2 separate regions of the Mus musculus genome follow, and region 1 is linked to region 2. The links are chromatin loops, found by intact Hi-C in ENCODE. Cell type or tissue: gastrocnemius. All regions are shown on one strand. Each heading gives the region's core, and the rest is flanking DNA. Links, peaks and the distances in the headings are about the cores only. Region 1 has its middle 71 kb from the start of Nod1. Region 2 holds the start of Znrf2 (zinc and ring finger 2).

What was found. A loop is a pair of places that touch in the nucleus more often than their neighbours do. Peaks named below come from ENCODE experiments on the same cell type or tissue, not always from the same donor. Only the 100,000 strongest peaks of a DNase experiment are listed, where the experiment ranks them.
Region 1: it touches region 2 in a loop (2.6-fold over the local background); 12 of 42 quality-filtered maps call a loop at or near these places.

Annotation. Positions count from the first base shown.
Region 1 is chr6:54,895,869-54,907,598 of GRCm38, forward strand. No RefSeq gene overlaps it. Among named protein-coding and RNA genes, the nearest start is that of Nod1, 71 kb to the right of the region's middle. In gastrocnemius, for the core only: no CTCF peak of the experiment used is centred there; no DNase peak of the experiment used is centred there; H3K27ac peaks cover 1,191 bases.
Region 2 is chr6:54,811,781-54,823,510 of GRCm38, forward strand. It overlaps Znrf2 (zinc and ring finger 2), which reads left to right and starts at 5,136. Exons shown (of 5, transcript NM_199143.2): 1 at 5,136-5,692. The coding sequence starts at 5,236. In gastrocnemius, for the core only: CTCF peaks have their summits at 5,052 and 5,868; DNase peaks (open chromatin) are centred at 4,846, 5,634 and 9,279; H3K4me3 peaks cover 3,544 bases; H3K27ac peaks cover 5,484 bases.

The DNA.
Region 1 (11,730 bases), core at 1,796-9,795, 84 kb after region 2:
TCAGACAAAAATACCGTTCCAAAAAAGTAAATTTGAATTTTAAGTATTTCTGATTTACTTGGTCCTTTATTTAGGAGCTGAGTGACCAGGACATTAACTGAACAGTGGCTATGAAGTGTTGGCCATAGTGTAACACTACTTCAGGAAAATGCCAAAGAACTAAAGAGCTGCCTTTGGTAGCTCATTAATGCCTGGTGTGTATAGTGTTAGGCCAGGTGTAGTGACAGACACCTTCAGTCTCAACACTCTGGGGGCAGAGACAGTTTGAGATGAGCTTAGTCTACATAGCCAATTCCAGACCTCATCCCGCTCCACCCCCACCCCCACCCCCTGAAAAAAAGTCTCAATGCTAAAGCTATTTACTACGCAGATCCTCTATATCAAGGATGGCAAAAAGCATATAGTCCACCTGTTGCTAGAACACAAAAGCCACAGACTACCCTAGACTATCCAGATACACAGAGCCAGCTTATCGTGTCATTACTTTGACAGTCCCCCACTGATAGATTACTAGCCTGTTTTCATCATTGGAATTTAGAACTGGGCCTCTTCAGTGCTCAGCAGTTAAGTAACCATTGGTTGTCCTAGAAAGCACAGGTTCAGGTAGCTCTACCTCGGGAATCTTTAATATATGATCATTTTGTGCCTGGACATTTCTGAAGTCTTGTGAAGATTCTGACCACATTTGGAGTTGGTTTGGTGTAACACCTGCCTGTTGGCAGCTCTTACCCTGTATTGGAACTAGGTAGAAACAGTGTCACCTTTATCACCAAAAGGAACTGAAGAAACGGAAAATTCAGGCCCTCGGGTGCATTCATGGACAACTCTGGCCTTACTGTGGCTGCAGCTTTTGGAGGTGATGGGCACACAGGAGCTGAAGGGCTTATGAAGTCTGATCAACCCAAGTTGGATGTGCGCCTGTTTTAGATACATCACCTGTCTCAGCTTCTGCCTGAGCATTTTCTTAACCTCAGCCTGTGCAGCCAAGCTCTTCCCAGCTCTTCTGTCTGCTGTTCTTCCGTTTGGTCATACTTCTCATGCTGAATGAAGACTGCTCATGGTGATGTCATAAATCCTTCCCCTCTTGGGTTAACTGACTGGCTAGGGCTCTGACTTTGATTTTGTACAGCCAAGCTTAGTGCATTCACATTCCTCTGAGCCTTTTTTTTTTTTTTTTTTTTTGCCTCCAGAGCTTGGCACTCAGACCAAGTCCTTTTGCTTTCAGACTTTTGTCTTCATATTTAATAAACTCAGCTTTGACCCTCAGGACTGAATGCCCTCAGGACCTCTGTCCCTTCATCCTGAAGCAGTGACTCCAGTGTTATCAGCTGTCAAAAGCAACCAGAACACAGGCACTTACCAGGAATGAGGAGCAGAGTAGTCAAAGCTAGCATCCATAGCTGGCCTACCAGCACACACCCACAGCCCCAGCACTTAGACATAGATGCAGGGGAATCAGTAGTTTTAAGGTCATCCTTTCTACATAGCCGGAGGCCAGCTTGAGCTATACCAGACCCTGTCTCCCCCACCCCACCCCACCCCACCCCCCAAATAGTCCAGTGAGATGGAAAAGCTGCCTCAGTACGCCTAATTCATAGATGACTCTTCAGCTCTCATCCTTCAGAGGAGTGTGTAAGGCTGTATTGATAGGGGATAGATAAGGAGTTGATATTCACTATAACAAGCATTAGAAAAAAATAGGGCATGGTTGCATAAGCTATAATTTCCACACTCAGAAATCTAAGGATGGTTGCTGTGAGACTGCCCTCAGTTCCGTAGTAAATGCCAGGCCAGCTAAAGACATGACAAGACTATCTCGGCAACAGAGGTTTGAAACTGTCCTCAGGTTTTGGAGGGGGTGAGGGACGGTTGTTGCATAGGACAGTGGCCTTGTATATTGAACCAAACGGATGTACTAGTGAGAACCCATGAGAACCCCGTGGGTGCAGGTGCAGGAGAGGGAGTCAGGTTTACTGGCCCTGTTTCCTCATCAGGTGTAATGGCGTGTCCTAATGAAGCTATTTCTTATGTATAACAGAGATACTGATGGGAGACCCCACCTAAGGAGTTGGACAGAAATGGCACCTTCGTGGCTTATCTCCACAACCAAAACAGAACATTTCCATCACCCAAGTCCCCTCAGGTCACTTGAGTCAATTCCCATCCATCAATCCTCAGCCCTAAGCCACTCTTGCTGGGTATTAGATGAAAGCAGTTAGTCTGGCTTTTGGGGGGAGGAGGGGTGTGATTTCACTCAGCATGCTTCTGTGGAAAACATCCATGTTGTTACTTGAGTCAGTTCTCTTCAGAGAGCAGTAGTTTGTTACATGAATATATCCTTTGGTGTGGGCGTCAGCTGTTTTTAGTTTGGGATATTATGAATGAAATGCTTATGAACATTTATATACAATGAGTGTGAACGTATAACTTCATTTCTCTTCAATAAATACTGGTGGTTAAAAATTACTGAGTTGTGTGGTACTTAATGTCATAAGATACTACCAAACCATAGCAAAGCGACCGTTGTGTCCCACTTCCCACCAGCATCATACCTCATTAGTGCATGCTTGGGATCCAACATTCAAGAGGTGAAGGCTGGTAGATGAGGAGTTCGGGGCCAGCCTCAGTTACATACCAGGTTAGAGGCCTGTAGTACATGAGGTCATTTCTCCTTCTACTCCTTCCCGGCCTGAGGACCTCTGACCATCATGCTTTCTGTAGATCTGCCAATCAGTTTAGCCCATGTCAGTGAACGCCAATGGATACCTTAGATGTCACCCATATTTAGTACAGTGTAGTCATTCTTATTTTAGTGAATAGTGTGTGTTGCTATGACACATTTTATCTGTCCACTAGTTGGAAGAAAATTTTATCATTTCTGCTTTTGTGGATGGCTGTTTTGAAGAATACTGCTTTGAACATCTACCCTCTGGTCTTTCTATGGATTGGTTTCTAGTAGGTATTGAAGAGTGGAATTGCTGGGTTGTGTGCATGCAGTTCCCTCCCTCTGTTGGTCTCATCACCCAGAACTTTAGATTCCTGGCTGTACTGTTTCCTGCTCCAACCAGTCAGGCCCTTGCCCTTGGGCGGTGAGTGCATTGGCTTCTGATTTTGTGCCCCTTAAATCAACAGTGTCCAACCCTGACTGACACCTGTGTTTCACTCAAGTCTCAATGTTCACTCCCTGTCTGTTTGGTCCTCCCATACTAAGTTGCTTCAGAACCTGCTCTGTTGTGCCTTTTCATCAGTTTCCAAGGCTTGTCAATGCTTGGTGGGGTGACAGTTGGTAGACTTGTGTGGTCTTTGGGCTGTTCAGTTTTAATTGGCTCTTCTGTCTTACTAAATCTTACAGGGAGTACAAATCTTTTATTAGATCACTTGTAAAACGCTAGTCTATGGTTTGTAGTGGGTTTGGTCTAATGCTGCTTGTATTATGTTAATTTGGGTCCCCAAAATTGTACCAAAATCCCCACATCGACTCGTAAGACACTGAGGGACCCTGCCTCCAGTTGGTTTTGATTGGTAAATAAAGTTGCCAGCAGTCAGTGGCTGGGCAGGGTAGACAGAGTTAAGACTTTTAAGATTCAGGGCAAGGGATCAAGGAAGGAGGAAGAAAGAGGGAGATCGGCCATGCCAGGAAAGGGTGGAGGAGAGGTGATGCCAGGCCAGAGAAGGTGTGGGACAGAGCTTAGCTGCCATGTAGGAGCCAGGGGAGAGTGTCCCCAACTGAGTCCAGGGCAGCAATGATGGAATATAGATTTTAGTAAGTAATAACTTGGGAATATCAGAGGAAGGTGGATTAGCCACTTGGAGGTTTGGCAGTAGCCCAGCCATTGAGCTGTTTAAGGCATATCAAAATATAAAGGCTGAGTGTTGTGTGTCTTTTATTCAGGATCCCAGAATTGGGGTGAGTGTCGAATGAGCCACCAAAGGCGCTGGGATCTATTCAAGTAATAATTGGGTACTGCTACCATGGCTAGTGTTAGTGGGGTACTCACCGGAGAAGACGCTAGGACATGGCTTTAAGCCAATAGTATTAGCCAGCTACACTGGCTATTCAGGATTTCAGTGTAGCACTGAGCCTTTCTTGGGGTGAGCTTTTGCACCCACAAAACATGAACTGGGTTGACATCAGTTAACAAGAACAGTTTTACAGAAGGTAAAAAGCAAGGTTAATACATTTTGAGACTTTCCCAAAACTATGTGGACTTTGATGGATTAGGCCTTTGTGTTAGTTTTGGCAGGTAGTGCTGTCTACATGCTGAGTGTTACAGCCTGAATGCCACTTCCATCATGGAGTCAGTTGTGCGAAGGTCCAGGGACCCATAAAGCTCTGTTACAGCTAGTCTCAATGTAATATTAAATTAAAATGTAATCTTTTAATGCCATCAATTAATTTTGTTCTTTTCCTAACTTCCTGCTTTTTGTCCTAAGAAATTCTTGTCTAATACAAAACCATAGGGTTTTTGGTTTGTTTTGGATTGGGTTTTTTTTTTTGGAGTGGGGAGGCGTTTTTTGTTTTTTTCTTCTGTAGCTCTTATATTTAGGTCTGTGGTGCAGTTGGAATCGGTTGTATACTGTGTGACAGTAAGGGTGTAGATTTGTGTTTCTCCATATGGCACTCTAGCTTGTTCCAGATGATCTGTTATTTTTTTTTTTTTTAAGTCTCTCTTTTTTTTGATTTATTTATTTATTATATGTAAGTACACTGTAGCTGTCTTCAGACACTCCAGAAGAGGGCATCAGATCTTGTTACAGATGGTTGTGAGCCACCATGTGGTTGCTGGGATTTGAACTCCAGACCTTCAGAAGAGCAGTCAGGTGCTCTTACCCACTGAGCCATCTCGCCAGCCCCAGATGATCTGTTATGATGAATGTATTCTCTGTGGAACTAATTTGATATCTTCACTGAAGATCAGTTTTTGTCTTTTTGTCTTTTTGTCCCCTGTGGTCTGCTGTGCTCATGTTAATGTGTTCTTGGCTTGATTGCTGTTGAGTTATGCTGACTCTAAAGCCATCACCTTAAGTTTTTAAGTTTTTGCTAGGAATAGAATTATGAATTGTGTTTTCTGTTTGCTCTGTGTTCTTCCAGTACTTCAAAGTTTCTAACAACTCTATTCTCTTTCATCTTAACAGTACCATATAGGAGTGCATATAAAACTCACCATCTGCAAGTGTGCATGACATGTTTTGGTCTATCCACAAAGTCATGCAACTGTTTTCATCATGACTATCCCAGAAACCCTGTCTCTGTACCAGAACTTCCACCTCCCTATTTCCTGACAGCATTTTATGGTAGGTAATACTTCCATATGTTGCACAAGAGATTCTCTTTACAGAAACCACCTTGGATAGTGAGGACCAGAAGTATCTGCCTTTCCAAGGAGCCACTCTGTCCTTGAGTCCAAAGGGTGTAGTAAGGTCCTGCAGCACTGGCCTGAGCTGGTAGGCATCAAATAGACTTTGTGTTTAGGAGATGTAACAGTGCTGTGTGGTGGAGGGCATGTAAACATCTGGCCAGAGAGTGAACTTCTGGCTCTCAGTCATGTCCACAGACCCCTTTGCACTTCCTCCATGCAGAGCTTCATGGAGCTGCAAGACGGCCCTAGGCCACCTCCAGGTTTGGCACTTTTTTCTGTACTCATGGCCACCCAATAGGTTCTCTCCTATCCCCTCTTCTCTTCCACACAAAGTGTTTTCTCGTCTTGGGGTGTTTGAGAATCCTAAAGTGAAGAGAAATGTTTCAACTTAGAGTGAGCCAGGTTTATACCAGAGCTATGGAGGCAGAGACAAGTAGATCCCTGGAGGTCACTTGGCCAGCCTGAAGAGCCCAATAGGAAAGCCAGGCCAATGAAAGACCCTGACTGAAAACAAGGTGGGAATGTCTCATAAGGTTAGCACCCATGTGTATTCATATAGATGTCCACCACATACATGTGGCACACACACATACAGAGAGAGAGGAAATAAAAGGTTTAATTCATTTCATACTTCCACATTCTAGCCCATCACTGAGGGCATTCAAGGGAAGAACTGATGCAGAGGTCATGAAGGGATGCTGCTTACTGGATTGCTCCTCATAGCTTACTCGGCCTGCTTTCTTATACAACCATCTGCTCAGAGGTGATACCAACTACAGTGAGCTGGTCCCTCCCACATTCATCATTAACCAAGAAAATGCTCCCACAGACTTGCCTACAGGACAATCTGATGGGGGCATTTTCTCAATTGAGGTACCTCTTCCTAGATGATTCTAACTTGTGTCAGGTTGATGAAAAACCAACCAGAACAATAGCTTTAATAATTTATCCTTTGTTTCCAAATAAGTTTTTCTACCTGCAAAATGATGGACATTTGTTATAGGAATTTTTGAAAATGCAGGGAAGGCACAAAGAAAAAATATCGATTGTGTTCCCCCTTTTCAATCTGCCAGAGATTTGTTTCCTGCTAATTTCTCAGTATTTTTCCAGACTCTTTTCTGTGCATATATATTCTTGGAATTATAAATAGTATTTTGTAATCATTTCATCCCATTTATCATTTTTTGTATAGCATTTCATTACATAATTGTGCCATAATATTAGATAGTATTAATATTTTATAATCCCATTTGATAATAAATATTTAGCAGTGCCATGGTTGAGTAACTCCTCTAAATTTTGTAAATGTCTTATATAAGACTAAAATGAATTTTTTTCTAAAGTTGATGGGTCAAGCTAACAATCACTGCTGTTCCTCCACTGAGCCCAATCCTGTGTCTCAATGCCAAAGCTTAAGTCCTTAGCATGACCTAAAGGCTCCATAACACACAGGCATGAACACACCCCTCCCACTTCCTTCTCTAGCCCTTCTGTCACCTGCCCTCACTTGCCTTCCTGTTATGGGCTCTTCTGCCTATAACACTTCCTCCTCAGCATCCTTGTTTGGTTTGGCATGATTGTCACCTAATGGAGACACTCTTTAACCATCCAATGAAAACACCAAACATCGCCAGGCACGTAGTTGTCACTCAGTAAGCTAAACAATAGTAATACCAACATTGGCCTTGTGAAAGGAGAGGCTGTGGTATAAGAGAAACTACTGTTTTGGATGCTCAAGCAACCTTTCATGTAGTTTTATTCAACTAATATTTGATCCAGGATTTTTTTACACTACCCATATGAAATGTCATCTGATCTATAGTTTTTCATTGTTGCATTCTTTTTTGTTTTTGTTGCTAGAAAATTGGGCAGGAGGTGCTCATTAAGAGCCTTGGGAACTGTTCCTTGGTTTATTTTAAAAGTTTAAACAGACTACTAGAAATGTCCTTCTGTGTACTGGTTAGCCTACATGTCACAGATTGTGCCTTGCCTGAAAAGAGGCCATGCCAAGATATGAATCAGACTATTCTGGGAGTGTGCGTGAGATTTATTACAGCAGGTATGGGCCAGTTTCTTCTCTTGGGAGGCAGGGAGAGTTCCTGGGGGTGGTAGCTAGTGTCTGCAAATGGAGGTAGAGAGTCTCAGAAGCAAGCAGATGAGCCTCGTAGTGTATGTGTTCCCACGCCAGCAGCTCGTGCTACAGTAGTTTCAAAAGAAGGATTTTGTGAATTTGAGGTTAGGCTGTGTGCTTGTTTTCTTTCTGTAGCTGTGATAAGAAACCCAACAAAAGTGTGTTAGGAAAGAAGGGGTTTATTTCAACTTACAATTTCAGTTACAGCCAGTCACTGTGGGCAAGTCAAGGCAAGAACTTCAAACAGCTAGTTACATCCCAGCTATGGTCGAGAGCAGCTCCCCAGTGCAGGGGTTCCGGGAATGTGCAGCCATGCCCTCGCTTCTGTGCACGCACAGGTGCTAGGGATCCTATCATCCTTCTGATTGACCTTTATAGTTGATTAGACTTTATGAATGTTTGAAAAATATGTGCGATTTTTAATGTTTACTTAGCTACAGATAAGTAACATTCCTTAATTATTTGCTGTATATTATGTTTTGTAATCTGTTGTCTTATTCCATGTAATTATCATTCATCTCTTTTGACTTTTTTAAAAGATTTATTTGTTCCATATATTTGAGTACATTGTTCCTCTCTTCAGACACACCAGAAGAGGGCATCAGACAAGCCATCATGTGGTTGCTGGGAATTGAACTCAGGACCTCTGGAAGAGCAGTCAGTGCTCTTGACCCCTGAGCCATTTCTCCAGCCCCCCTTTGACTTTTAAAGACTGTTCCATGTTAACAGATGCCTGTCGTTTCAGATCTGGAAGCTGAGGTAGGTTTGAGAGTCTGAGGCCTACTTGGGCTATACAGTGAGATCCTGTCTCTAAAAGAAAAAAAAAATTAGCCCAAAATTTACCTACTTTATTCATTTATGGCCAATATATGTTGCTGCCTAGCTGTCTGGGTAGAGTCAATATCTTCACTAATGTAACAATGTTTTATGGTCTTCTAATTATTTCTGCTGTGTAGCAAAGCACCTCAGACTTAGTGATTTCAGTGACAGTGGTCTTTGTGTTATTTCCACATTGGGCTACAGGCTGCTTGCTCATCTTTTCTCCTTGCACTTCAGTTGGAGCTGGGTGATGTACAGGTTCAGGTGGGAGTTGCCTGAGCCTTCACTCTTGTCTGCTGGTTGATGTTGGTGGTCAGTGTGAACCTCACTCAGCGGGATTTCTTTGCCAGAACACCTACTGTGAAGATTACTGGTATTAACTTGATAGACTCTAGAATCACTTCTGGGTGGCATGCCTCCGGGGAAATACCTTGATTATGTTCATCGATGAAGGAAGACCCACTCACTGTGGGCAGCACCACTCCTTGGCTGGGATCCTGGACTACATATGTAAAGAAAAGAAAGGGCTGAACAGCAGCAAGAACTAAGTCCCCTCTGTTCCTGACTGTGAGGCTCTGTGCCCAGCTGTCACAAATCCTGCTACCTTGATTCCTCAGTCATGAGAGACTATAACTCAGACCTGTCAGCCAAAATGAACCCTTCCACCCTTAATCTCCTTGTTAGAGCATTTTATCACAGCAAAGAGAAAAGAAACTAAGACATGTCCCAGTAACGTCTGAGTGGCAGCTTCCTAACTGCAGAGACTGTGCTCAGTGAGGTTCTCCCAAGAGAACAAGGCAACAGTGCTTGGGTTTTATGCTCTCAGCTCACAAGTCACACACAGTCACTTCCACTCTATCAGGTTAGTGGCAAGGACACAAAGGTCCTCCTAGGTTCACAGGAGGAAGACAGCCCACCAAACAAGAAGGGGTGTACAGAGTTAACCTATTAACAAAGCATGTGAGGTGGGGTAGATCAGGGACCCTCTTTGAACATGTCAGGTAGGGTGGAACATTGCCTCTCGTTACAGCTATAAGGTAGGTAGACCAGTTATCCCTCTTTGGAAAGGACAGTTGAACATACCTAAAAATTGAAAATGAGTTAGTTACAACAGCATGATGCATGTATTAAGGTTGATTGGCAAGGAAATGAAGAGGCCTGCTCTACATAGTTAATTCTAAACACACACACACACTAAGTCATAGTACTAAGTACTATGTCAGAGCCAAGAAATTCTTACTTCCCACATCCCTGATTTTTCCTTTCCAACATTATCTCTGTCTTTCCCCTGGTCTTACATCCTTTGATGCTGCCAATTCATACAGCAGGTTACAAACTGTGCACACCTGGAGTGTCATCAAGAGAAACTGAAGCTTTGCCTCATTCTGCACAGTGGGACAGATGCTTGAAGTTCTAGCCATCTGGTCAGGTACATTCCATCTGCAGCGACCATCCTGAAGGCTTTTTGTCTCCTTCCCAAACAGATGGGTCCATAGTTTTTGTAGCTCTTTCTGTGACCAGTTCTCCCTGGGCTCTGCCAGATCTGTAATACTTAAAAGAAAATACCGCCATATAGCTCCGCCTTTTTTGAATGGTAGCCACAAGGAGAGATGTGTGTTCCAGCAATCAATATCCTGGGGACAGGTGTGGTGGGTTCCTCAGCCCTGTCAAGGTCCTGATTTCTGCAGATTATGCCACCAGCGTGAGAGAAGCTTTTGCTATACGTAAGTTGTTTCATCCTCACGAGTCTGTTTCTTTCAAGGGTCATTCATCCTTACTGTGTTTGGACTACTTCATTTACCCTTTACTGGGGTAACAAAGTACTCTGAAATTTTAGTGCCTTCAAACCACAACCAGTCGTAATTGGCTCCTGATTATGTAGGTCAGAAATCTGGGCTCTCTCATATACTTGTTTGTGCAGTTACAACTCCATGGATCCAGAGTCTAGCTGTTCTGTAGCTCCTTGGCAGGTGCTGGCTGCTGGCTGGACCACATGCTTCTAGCTTGCTTGCCTGAGCTCGTTCATGTGATAGTGGAAGAGTTCCCAGGAGCAAGAGAGGACAAGCCCTGCTCTGCAAATACTTACGGAGCTGCTCTGGCTTAATGCGCACAACTGCTCCATAGCCCTGACACATCACACAGGCTAGAGGGATACAGGATTTATGGGGCCATTTCCTGCTACAATCTATTGTGCATGTGACAAGTATACAAAGTAGGCACTTGGTTCACATTTGCATAGCAGCTTAATTGCACATTTGGTCATAAAGTCCAGATGTAAGGCTGTTTTCATATCCTCCTGAATCAATTGAAAATGTTTCAGAGGGAGGGCAGGAGTGGGTAAGTACTATGTCATAGACACAATCTTATACTTAAACATGTCATACAGGAGTCTCACTATATAGCCGCGGTCTGGTTTTGAAGTTTTGATCCTGCTTCAGCCTCTGAGTAAGATGGGGTTGTAGATGTATGTATACCTCAGTGTCCCACTTCCGAATCAACTGAATCAGTAGTGGGCATAATAAAGGTCCAGTTATCTTTTAATTACTTTTTCAGGTCTGGGTATGAGACTAAGCTATTTACCAATTATCATGGTTGGGGTGTGGCTTTCCTCCCAACCCCGTGGAAGGTGGAGCTGTCACGAAGTTCAGGCCCTTTAAGAGTCGAGGTCCACGAGGAGATCCATAGGTCACTGGGACACACCCTTGGAAAGGGTTAGGATGGGTCTCATTGGATTCCTGAGTTATTTCTCAAAAGAAGGTTATAAAGTTGGGTGTGAAAGTGCATGCCTGAGATTCAAAAGTAGAGGCTGGAAAGTCTAGCATTCAAGGTCATTCTTAACTACAGTGGGAGTTGCTTGAGTAGCTTGAGGCCAGCCTGGGATACTTGGGAGCCTATTTCAAACAAAAAACCAAGCAAAACTTTGCAATGAGAGAAGCCTGGCTATTGGGAGGGGATGGGAACTTAGCAAGAAGAATGTAGGTGAAAAAGATGAGTCTTGGCTACATTATGTACCCAACCCCTTCCCCCTCCTCTGTCACCATAAGGTGAACAGCTGCACCCCTAGAAATGTTCTGCTTCGGGTGCCCAGAAACAGGCTCCAGGACCATGAATTCCAACTGTGAGCCAAAAGAAACCTCCCCTCCTATGTTTGGTCCTTCGTCACAGCTATGGAAAGCTAACACAGGAGGATGTGAAAATTAATCTGCCTCTACATTACCTAATGAGAGTTTTCTCAGATAGCCACTCCTGTTCTGACATATGAATTATCTGACATGGGGACTGTCTTCGTTGAGGTTTTATCACTATGATGAAACACCCTGACCAAAATGCAAGTTGGAAAGGAAAGAATTTATCTGGCTTATACTTCCATATTGATGTTCATCATCAAAGGAAGTCAGGACGGGAATTCAATTGGGTCAG
Region 2 (11,730 bases), core at 2,032-10,031:
GTACTGAAAGCACTGTCCAGAAAGTTCACGCGGCATCTTTGCCACTTCCTTCTTTCAGACAGCCTGTTACCAGGCTTCAGAGCCTTCCACTCCTCTCATCTCCATGCCTACATCTGCTCCTAACGGGTGTACTTTCCTCTCTCCCATCAGTCCATTCTCCAAAATGCTGCTGGAGATAAGCTATCCTTTCAAAAATCTAAATACAGCCATGCCAGGGCTGCCTAGGGGAGCCGTTCTCCTTGGTGTTTTGGATCTTTGCCCATCGGGCCAAGCCAGCTGGACTCGGTCCCAGCCCACTCTTCCAGCTGGTTCTCAGACTTCCTTGTCTCCTCCTCTTCATTCCAGCTAGTGAAATGCTTGTAGTTCCTCAGCTGCTCACAGCTCTCCTTTGCATTCAGGCTCCTACAGCCTAGGATACCTACAGATGCAGAAGACGGCTGTCTCAAGATTGGGGCGTCACTTGTGGGATTGCATCTGTGTTTTCCACCCAACTTCCATCCTACGGCTCCAGGATGCAATTACTCTGAACTCGAGCCATCTAGGCATGGTGGCTGCAGGCCATACAGTTTTGTGGGTCCGTGATTAACTTTGTGTATCTAATGCAAAGTAAGACATTACACATGGGGAGGCAATGTTTGCTTACAAATGAAGAGATCTTCCATAGGGGTCCGGATGTCTCTTAATCTTTCTGTGTACCAGGGATGACCGTGCTCCGGGCTATGTTCCAAAACCCTTGGTTCAGACTTGGATCTCTAGAGTTCAGCCAAAGACCATCTAGCTTCTGGGAAACAGAGGGTGTGGTAAGTTGACCAGTAGCTCTTACCACCCAGTTTGCTTTCTCATTCCCTGCAAAAGGTAATCCTGCCTTGCTGACCTTACTCTTTCCCACCTGCCCTAATTTGGGGCAAAGATCATTCAGGTACCACTGCAAGGGAGCTGGCCACTTGAAGTATAGACTACTTTGACAGAAAAATGTAGAGGGCAACAAACTTGACATGGTAATAACAGTTAAGTCAGTGCTAATCCAGGGCGTGCATTAATTACTACTCCCTGCCCTTAAGATCCACAACAGGCCCTGAAAACTGGCTCAGAGCCCTGGAGAAGCACTCACTGTGGGGAGTTAAAGATACTGGAGACTAGAGCCCCTGTGCTTGGGAGGTTTATACAATCTAGGCCTTATACAGAGCTTGCCTCTACTGGGGCTTTTGGCTACCCTTGAGGGAGGGAGGTGGTACTGGGAAATGTCTTATACTACTTTTTAAATCATTCATGCATTACCATAGGGATTCGTGAAAGTAGCAGGAGGCTCAGGAGATGCTGCTTATGCGCTGGAGGAGAGAAAGCATGCATTATGTAGCAGAGAGCTATTTTTTCCTCTAAGCTCCTTTTCACTTCTATAGGCTGGGACATCCCCTTGGTACTGGGCCCACGATACTCTTTCCACTATGTCTTATACCTTTGCAATGGTATGGCCCCAGGTGTCTGTGCATGCACGCGGAGACCAGAGATCAATCCTGGTTGTCATTCACTGGGAGCCCTCCACATTATTATCATTATTACCACTATTATTGTTGTTATTATTGGTTGTTGTTGTTTTTTTTTTTTTTTCCCGAGACAGGGTCTCTCTGTGTAGCCCTGTCTGTCCTGTAACTCACTCTGTAGACCAGGCTGGCCTTGAACTCAGAGATCTGCCTGCCTCTGCCTCCCAAGTGCCCAGCTCACTTTATTTATTTATTTAGCCAGTCTCTTCACTGAGTCCTGGAGATTAGCTTACTGAATAGGGTAGGATAGCTCAGTGAGCCCCAGGAATCCTCCTATGTCCATCTCCTTGAAGACAGGATTAAAAGCCATACCCCCAAGTCTATCTTTTCTCATGGCACTGGAGTCTGAACGCTGGTCTGCATCTTTGAGTGGCAAACACTTTATAGACCAAGCCATTTCCTCAGTCTAAGATGCTGTTTTTTTTTTTTTTAATTAAAATATTGTTTGCAAGCCAAAGTGAACTGAGAGCGAAATATAATACACATATTTAATCTCTTATTAATAACATTATACTAGTCTGATAAGCAAGAACCAAGTTGTTTTTATTAGCAGGTGCTGACATTTTGTCTTAGCTATCTTTAGAAATAATAATGATTCCAAAATCTATGTTAAACATAACATAGGGCTTTGTTAACCAGCTGATTAACATGAAGCATTTTTTGACACACTGAAGCCTATTTAGGACACCAAAGACTGCTCAAAATGTTAGCTACCTCATGAAATAAAAAAAAGTTCATTTACAAAAAAAAATCCTTTAACTACAAAGATTTCAAATAACCTCTGTCTTTTCTACATACGCTTATCTGGTCAAGCCAGTATGGTGATGTATATACTAGTAATGACTACTAAACGGCTACAAATAATACTTGAAGGCTTAACAATGTACTTCAATTGTACAAAATAGTGAGATCAAGACCACTAAATTTTAGCATACTCAAAACTTTACAGTATCACAGTATGCTATAGACAACATGCATATTATTATTCCATAATAGGAAGGACGAGGAATTTGTATTTTCAAATAGACAGCGGATCTTCTGAGACTCTCGGCCACTCTGAGACTGGTCCTATGATCATGTGCACTTTAGACACTTGACAACAAACAGGCTTAGCTAAGGCAAAGGGCTTGGATTGCCCCAGTCCCAAAGTCATCACTGAATAGAATCAAGGTCTAATCCTAGCTAGACCATACTACTCTGGCGTGTGTTTACAATCCTGTCTTGATTCCTGTCCATTGCTTCTCATTAAAGAACCAATGGAGGTACCAGAGGAAGAATGCTGTCTTAAGGAACACTTAAGAGCACACCTAAGAACAAGTTTCTTACGTGTGAAGAACTGGTGGGGTGTGACAAAGCTACAGATTGTAAGTGAAGTCCCAGCTGCTTGGTAATAAAACACAGTCTTCATAGGATTACTATCTGGAGAGAGAGGAGAAGGCCCTAAGAGAAGCAGACCAAGGAAAGGACAGAGAAGAATCTCCTCCACACTGCTGCTGTCAAAGAGCAATAATGTAAGGGTACGAGTGACTTTCAAGAATCATTTTAGGGACAGCGTGGTGGCTCAAGCAAGTAAAGGCAGCAATCCCCCAGAACCTACAAGGAAGAAGAACTCCTGTGAGTTGTCCTCTGACACCACATGAGGCCATAGCTTGAGGTAGCCACATACATACATACACACGTACATACATATATACAAATAAATAAAAAGTAAAAACCCTTTTTTTAAAATAAAAGAGTGATTTTAATATGACAGGAAAACATGAATGCACTCTTTCACTGAAAAGCTACTATACTGCCATAGTCTGTTGAGTGTCTAATGAACACCTTAATGAGAGCTATGAAGCCATTGTTGCACAGCACTGTCTTCAGTCCTAGGAATGGGGTGACTGGTAACATCTGCAGGAAAAGGCATTTGACCACATGATGTAATACAGGATATATCATATGAAAGCTCAGAGGATATATCATATGAAAGCTCAGAGTAACTATATATCACGCACTATGCACATATATAAACATATATATGTAAAACTACATTTCTTCCTCATATTCTTCTCCCTTCTTCCTCTTTTTCTTCTTTCTTTCTCCCTCTTCTCATTGAGACTGGTTTTTGCTGTTTCTTAGGCTGACCTTGAATTCTAAGGTTCAAGTGATCCTCACGATTCATTCTCTCCAGAAGCTGGGCACTACAGGCCAGCCTGTTCATAAAGCCTCATTTCTCCTATTTACAAAGTCCAACTTGTGGCTGAAGCGATGGCTCAGCGGTTAGGAGCACTAGCTGTTCTTGCAGAGGAACTGGGTTTGATTCCCTGCACAGCCATGTGACATCTAACTATAACTACAGTTCCAAGGGATTGAATACCTTCGTCTGATCTTCAGTCTGGGCACCAGGCACACGTGGGGAACTTACATGCAGGCAAAACATTTATACACACACACACACAAATTAAAAACAAACAAACAAACAAACAAACAACCCTCCATTCCCTTATCTTCTGAAAGAATGTCTAGAATCACTACTTAAATGACTCACCACAAATACAAAAGCGTAAAACAGCGACAGTGCATTTTTGCAGTTTGTACAAACACACTTGCACATAGACAATGCTACCAGTACCCGCCAAATGGGAGGGTCAGAGCCTGCTAGACCAAGCACCACACACAGGAAGGCATTTAGAATCCTGTTAAGTTCCATTTAGAGAAACCCACAAGATTTTAAAGCTACTATCGCTCTGGAGATTTAACTCAAACATTCTGGGCAAGGAAGCTAAAGTCCAAAAAGGTAAAACAATTTACAGCCTGCATAATTTGGCTTGGTGTTAGGCCCGAAGGCTGGATCTCGGGAGAAGATAGTCTCTGCACCTCAGTTTTTGCTCTGCCTTTGAAGGTCAAGCTGGATTATCGTTCGTTCTTCCAATTTTTTGCTCTTCCCTTCCCCTAGCATAATTCTGATCAAGTTGGCTTCAGCCTTCCCCTTGTTTCGTTCTGTCCTTCGCTCCTGTACTGTTTTTTGTTTTAAATCGTCTTCATTGCTGAGACTGTTGTTTGCTTAATCAGTGTATACAATACCAACGAAGGTCATTATCTACCCACTCAAAGCTCCAGACACGGGATACTGCCACGAACGCCCTAGCCAGGAAAAGGTGCACTTGGTTTTCTTCAGCGCTCACAGGCCACGTGCGGCAGGAGGGGCCGCCTTCTGATTGGTGGTGGGGGAGTCTCCTGGAGGGCGGAGCCACCGGTCTGTCCATCACCACATGCTGGGCGGGGCCTGGGCGGGTCGGCCTAGTTGTAGGGCAGAGCTAGAGCAGCGGGACCCAATCTCTGCGCTTTGCCTCGATTCGGCCGCCGCTCCTCCAGTGCCGGCCGCGAGGCGACGGTTGCCGGGGCGCGCGCCGCCCGTTCCTCTTTCCCGTTGCAAGCGGCTGGCGCGCAGGGAGGCGGCCCCCAATCCGGCCGGGCGCCTCCCACTCTCCGAGCCGCCGGGGAGCCGGAGGATGGCGGCGGTGACAGCGGCCGCCCGGGAGGAGGCGGTGCGGAGGCCGCGAAGCGCGGCAGCAAGCGGCAGCGGCCCGTCGCGGCGGCCCGGCAGCGACCGCGTCCGCACGGCTACCTGAGCGGCAGCCGCGAGCTGCGTCCCGCCTCTCTCGCTTGCTCGCTCGCTCGCTCGCTCGCGGCCCGGGGCGGCGCGGACATGGGCGCCAAGCAGAGCGGCCCCGCCGCCAACGGCCGCACCCGTGCCTACTCGGGCTCGGACCTGCCCTCCGGGACCGGCAGCGGCGGCGGCGGGGCGGACGGCGCTCGGGCGGCCCGTTTCGCGGCCCCGGTGTCCGGCGCGCAGCAGCCCAGCGCCTCGGCCGGCGCGGCGGCTGCAGCGGCGGCGGCGGCCTCGGCCCCGGCAGCGCCCCGTAGCCGCTCGCTCGGCGGGGCGGTGGGCAGCGCGTCGGGCGGCCGCGCGGCGCAGTCGGCCTTCAGCATCCCCAGCGCTGGCGGCGGCGGCGGCCCGTACGGCTCACAGGACTCAGTGCACAGCAGCCCAGAGGACAGCGTCGGCGCTAGGGACCGGGACCGGCCGGCGGGCGGGGGCCCTGGCGGGCCGCGTCTGGTGATCGGCTCGCTCCCGGCCCACCTCTCCCCGCACTTGTTTGGAGGTACGGCTCCCTGCCCTGGCAGCGGCTCCCCAGCTAGGGAAGCGCACCCCCCACTCCCTCCTTGCAACGCGGTGAATGGAAGAAGTATTGTTTTAAAACAAACTGACGAAACAGCCTCGTGGTTGTAGCTTTTAGTACCAGGAAGTCAGGGGAGATCAGTGGCTGAGTGTAGTTCTGCCCCGGAGCTGAAGGGCGAGCAGTTTTAAAGGCCCAAAGCCAGAAGGGACTCACGTGGATGTTTGAGTGTTTGAAAAAAGGAAGTTATCTCTCCTTTGGATAGACTCCTAACAAAGCTGTGATCCTTGCGTCTCTGTAAATAGCCCTGCCTACTTACTGGATACTTGTTTTCTGGTTAAATGTGTTAATGCAAAGTGTTGCTTCATAACCCCCGAAACTGCTACTTTTACAGTGTGGCTAATGTCACTACTGCTTAGTTTGAAGCGGATTGTGGAAAAGTTCAAGAACAGTTATTTAAAGAGATAATCTTTATAATGATCACAACTCTACCTATAGAGGCAGTAATTGGGCAAGGTCTTTCGAAGAGCGGTGTTCACTAGAGTTAAGGAACAATTTAGAGATCAGTGATGTGCTTTTAATTAAGTTGTTTGAAACAGGAGAAAGGGTGCAGTTGATCCTGAAAATGTGAACTTAGCCGCATATTGCCACCTCCTTTCGGTATGAGACTGGTATTATACATTTACACGTAAGCACAGAATGATGTAAACTATATCCCTTCAGGTTTTTTATTTGTTTGTTTGTTTGTGTATTTTTTTGAGTCAGGTTTTCTCTGTGTAGCCTTGGCTGTCCTGGAACTCACTCTGTAGACCAGACTGGCCTCGAACTCAGAGATCCACTTGCCTCTGCCTCCCAAGTGCTGGGATTAAAGGCGTGTGTGCGACCACGCCCGGATCATCCCTTCAGTTTTAAAAACCCTTTTATTCATGTGTTTGAAACTGTAAGACATGTGGTGAAGCAGTGTTTACTGATTCCTGTTCCAAAGCAATCAGAAGCTAGTGTTGGTTCGTGAGAATGTCATGTGTAGTTTCTACCATCTTAATGGTATTTTGCACGCTTGGTATGAAAGCACCTAGCTTTTAGCTACCTTTATTATTTTTTAAGTGTTTTTATTTGTTTTGCTTGTGAGGTTCTGGGACTGTAACCTAAGTTACTGAGCTTGTTAGGCAAGCTCTTTACCACAGAGCTAACACCTAGCCTGACAAATAACTTGCTTTATGGTAAGTTCTGCAATGTCAATAATTACAGCAGTGTTTCTGAAAGTTAAAGCATTTTTTTTTTAAATCTTGTTTTTTGAGGAAAAGAATATGTCCTTAAAGTGATTTGAGGCACTGTAGTTTCCTGAGAATTGGAGAGTAATGGTACATTTAAAAAATATTTTTTTAAAATTAAGTTTCATTGAGCAGTTATCATCACAAATAGGAACAAGAAAAAGGACTAGGAAAAGTATTTCGAAGTTAATATTTTATGTACTGAATACTACTTTTATTCAGTTTTTCTCAGGGCTGATGATTCTCTCTGACTAGAGTCGTCAGTATGTATGTATGTTTTTATTTTGTTAAAGTAACTGTTTGGAGCAAGGCAGCTATCTGGCCTTCCTGCTATTCCTAAAAAACTGGCAAGACCTATTTGCCAAGTGTTGGAATGCAAACCTTTTTTTAAAAGCTAATTCTTGTAGCTTTGCTCATCCAGATCTCTGAGGTTGAGGCTTAAAGTCATCAATTGTGTGGAATGGTTTCAACTTTTTCCTCCAGTTCATTAAGAACTATCACAGACATGTATTATTCTTGGGACATTTGAGAAAAGTAATCATTTATGTGAGAAACTTCAGTTGACAAAGGCCTAAAGAGGATCAGAAATGACCTTACTTGAGAAGGGATCAAACTTGTGGTGACCTTAAACTATTTACAAACAGTGAAGTCCATCCTTAGGGGCTTTAATTATGAGACTTGTGTGTGTATGTCGGTGGGTGGAGTCACGAGGAAAGCTAACTGAAGCACGTTTCTAGTCCTCCTGAGGTGGAGGGGGCATGATGTGCTGCCTTAAGGAATCAGACTTGATTCTTTACATTAATTTCACTTTACTATGTTTTATACCAGTGCGTTTATTCAGTTACAGGAAAGGTTGGGCATATGCAGTGTTTATTGAGTTATGAATTGTTAGGGCATACATAATGGACTCCAACTGAAAATTGAGAAAGTATTTCTAAATCAACAGAAAGTACTTATTATAACTCTATAAAGCACTAATGTCTATACTGTTTCTTAACTAGAAAGTATGCTACTAAAAATACAAGAATCGTTCCTTGTAGACCCTCAATGCTATATATTGAAAGAGAAAACGTAAGCTGTCACTCTTTACACTGTTTTCCGTTCAGCAGTATAGCCAGTAGATTTGTAAGCTTCTCTGTGGCACTGAGTTCCCACACTGAGCCAGGTTTTCTGTGATGATTGTTGCTGTCTGCTCTCTGGTTTGGCTGCACACATTCTTTATTTTCTCTAGAGAATTAAGTGACTGGAAGGGAGGTGAGTGACCAGATGTTTCAGCTTGTAGCCATTGAGTTCTCATGGAGATTAGGAGATAATTAGAATCTGTGTGGAGTTTTTAGAGCAAGCAGGGCTGTCTTGTTTTCATTTACTCCTAGACTGCTGAGGTGAATACTGTATATACAGTGAACACAAGTCGTCCCCCCCCCATACCGATAATATTCTGGTTCTAGATTTGTTTTTAAACTGGTCTCTAAGAGCATTGTTGACATTTGAAAGCCTTGATATCTTAAAGAGGATTTGTTTGACTTTATTTTTTGCCTATATTTTCCCACTACATTGCTGATGTTCATAAAATCTATTAATAGGAGTGGTAAAATAGTCTTTTCTGATGTAGCTGTCAAAGGAGGTGAGTTAGACTGTTAAAATGCCCCAGTGAATGAAGATTATTTCTAGAGAAATCCTATGGACTTGAGTAATGTATCTGGGTCTGGTAGTAAGATTCCACAGTGAGTTACTTTAAGACATTGAACCAGCAGTTCCTTCCTTGCTTTTGGCTGCTTAATTGTCTTGAGCTTATTTGGGTGTGGCGTGCCTGGGAGGAGTTAAGCAGCCTGTAATTCAGGTGTCTCCTGTTATTTATATTGAAAAAAACCCTGAGCCATCATTTAAAATTGAGTGTGTTAAGTAAGATTTGTATTCCTAGGAAGATTTATTTAAATTAATTTTCAGCACAGATGTGAAGTTTTATGGAGTTGTTCTCAGTCACTACTTAGAATAATTACACAATATTTGAATTTTGGAGATTATAGTTAATCTGCTCTCCATTTTGGATTTTCCTTTACACAGTTGATGATTTTCTTGGGGAGGGGCAGAAGTTGCTTGGTGATGTGAAAGGGAAGCCATGCTGGTAACAACCACTTCTGCTGTCCCTGCCAAGGGATTTGGATGGTGAATATTTCTCACTTGTAAACTCCGTCTATCTTTGAAGACCACAGGTGATAGCTTATGTTGCTTGCAGAAGTGTGGCTTCCGGCCTGGATGGTCCTGCTTTGGAAATTGTTTGGAAGTAACCTTGAGGTTGGAGGAGTGGGATGAATTGCCCAGGGCGACCCTTTGAGAGCCTTCTGTTGTATGCTCACATGGAAAGCCTGCCTGCTGGACTCTCTTCTGCTTGGTTGCTTTGCCTGGTACCCAGTAAGTAGGATCTTATTGCTGTTTGTCCACCGATCTCTTACTCATCTTGTGCATAATTTTCCCTGGCTATACATACAATCTGGGATGTGGGCAAATGGGCTGAGAGGAAAGAGTTCATCGACTGCTTTATGTAGCAAAGACATTTTTTGGATTTACTTTCTTATATAAATACTCCTAAGCATTTTTAAATGCAAGTTTGTTCAAATTCTGTAGGTTCTGAACCGTTTCTAAACATTAACATGTTTAGAAATTGGAGAAACCATGGTACTTTGTGTTAACAAAAGGTTCAGAAAAAACCTTCTATGTTGTAAGAGTCCTATGTTGCTTGTTAGTAGAGTATTAGAAATACAGCTATTTGATGCAGTACATGTTCATCAATATCTGTAGGTCAGGAGTCTGGGCACAGCTTAGTGGGCCAGGGTGTTGGTGTGGGCACTGGGGCTGTTGCTTGCTCTCACCTGAGGAGGATCTGCCTGCAGATTCCTTCAGGTGGATTAGCATAATTTATTTCTTTGTGGTGGTTAGGTTCACAGTGCCTGACTCTTCTCCCCACTCCTAATTCTTAGTGGAGGCATTGTAGAATAATGTGTTTTGGTGTGACATTTCCTTTCCTCTCTCCTTTCTTTCCTTCTCTCCCTCCTTCCCTCTTCCTCCTCCTCTTTTTGCTTTTGTTTGTTTGGTTGGTTTTTGAGACAGGGTTTCTCTGTGTATCCCCAGCTGTCCTGGAACTCACTCTGTAGACCAGGCTGGCCTTGAACTCACAAGAGATCTGCCTGTCTGCTCCCTAGTGCTGGGATTAAAGGCGTGCGCCACCACTGCCTGGCAGGTGACATTGTCATACATTGTTTACTTTGGTCCTATTCACTCTGCCATCAACCTCTCCTGTCCTGTCTCATTCATCCTCCCAAATAGTTTCATCCTCTTTTAAAATCTGGATTTCAAAACCATGAAGTATTCATGTTAAATCTGGCTTACTTCATTTAACAATTACTCTCCATTTCTGCCCATTTTCTGAAAATGATATGTCACTTTAAAAGATTTTATTTCATGAATGTGAGTATTTTGATTGCTCGTATGTCTTGCACATGTTTGTGCCTGCTGCATAAGGAATTCATAAGAGGATGTCAGATCCCCTGAAATTCAAAATTGTGAGCCAGAAGTTGGGAGCTGTGGTGTGGATATTAGGACCTGAACCCCTCTGCAAGAGGAACAAGTGCTCTTAACCACTGGCTCCTATCTCCAGCCTCCTAGTTGCATTCTTTATGGCTGAGAGAACCAACCCCACTGTCGGTGCATTAAGTCATATTTTACTCATTTATTGAAGGAGTCCTCGACTAGTTCTATGACTTAGCAATCTTGAACAAGGTCACTGGGAACGTGGATGTGCAGTTTATCCCTGGGATACACTGACTTAGATTTGTTTGGGTATGTTCCCAAGGGCAGTGTTGCTGGTTCATAGGGCAGTTCTATTTTTAGTGTTCTGAGGAACTTTCCTACTGACTTCCGTAGTGGCTTGTTAGCTTTAGTCCTAACAGAGGAGACCATATTTATTCTATCTCAGGCTGAGTGCATCACCTTTACCATATCATTTAGTGTATCTAGGCCTGGGCTACACTCAAGGGGGAGGGAAAGGTTTAAACACTAGAAAGTGGGAATTAAAAGTGGTTATTCTAAAATCTGTTTATCACATTGAGTATAGACTTAAATTGATCAGCTTAACATATAACTTAACTTAACCTCACTTTCTAAAAGTGTGGTCATTTATGTGGCAGGTGTAATAAGTGATTGTGATGGTTTGTATATCCTTGGACCAGGGAGTGGCACCATCTGAAGGTGTGGCTTGTTGGAATAGGTGTGACCTGGTTGGAATGGGTGTGTCACTGTGGGTGTGTGCTTAAGATCCTCACCCTAGTTGCCTGGAAGGCCTGGAAGTCAGTCTTCCACTAGCAGCCTTTGGATGAAGACATAGAACTCTCAGCTCCTCCTGCACCATGCCTGCCTGGATACTGCCATGCTCCCTCTTTGATGATAATGGACTGAACCTCTGAACCTGTAAGCCAGCCCCAATTAAATGTTGTTTTTTATAAGACTTGCCTTGGTCATGGTGTCTGTTCACAGCAGTAAAACCCTAACTAAGACAGAAGTTGGTACCAGGAGTGGGGTATTGCTATGCTAGGCCTGACCATGCTTTTATTTGAAAGAATGTGGATTTTGGGACTTTGGATTTGGAAAGCAGTGGAATGCTTTAAATGGGGCTTAATGGGTCATCCTAGTAGGAATATGGAAGATTTTGTTGCTGGGAGTGATTTGAACTGTGTTGACCTGGCCCAAGAGATTTCA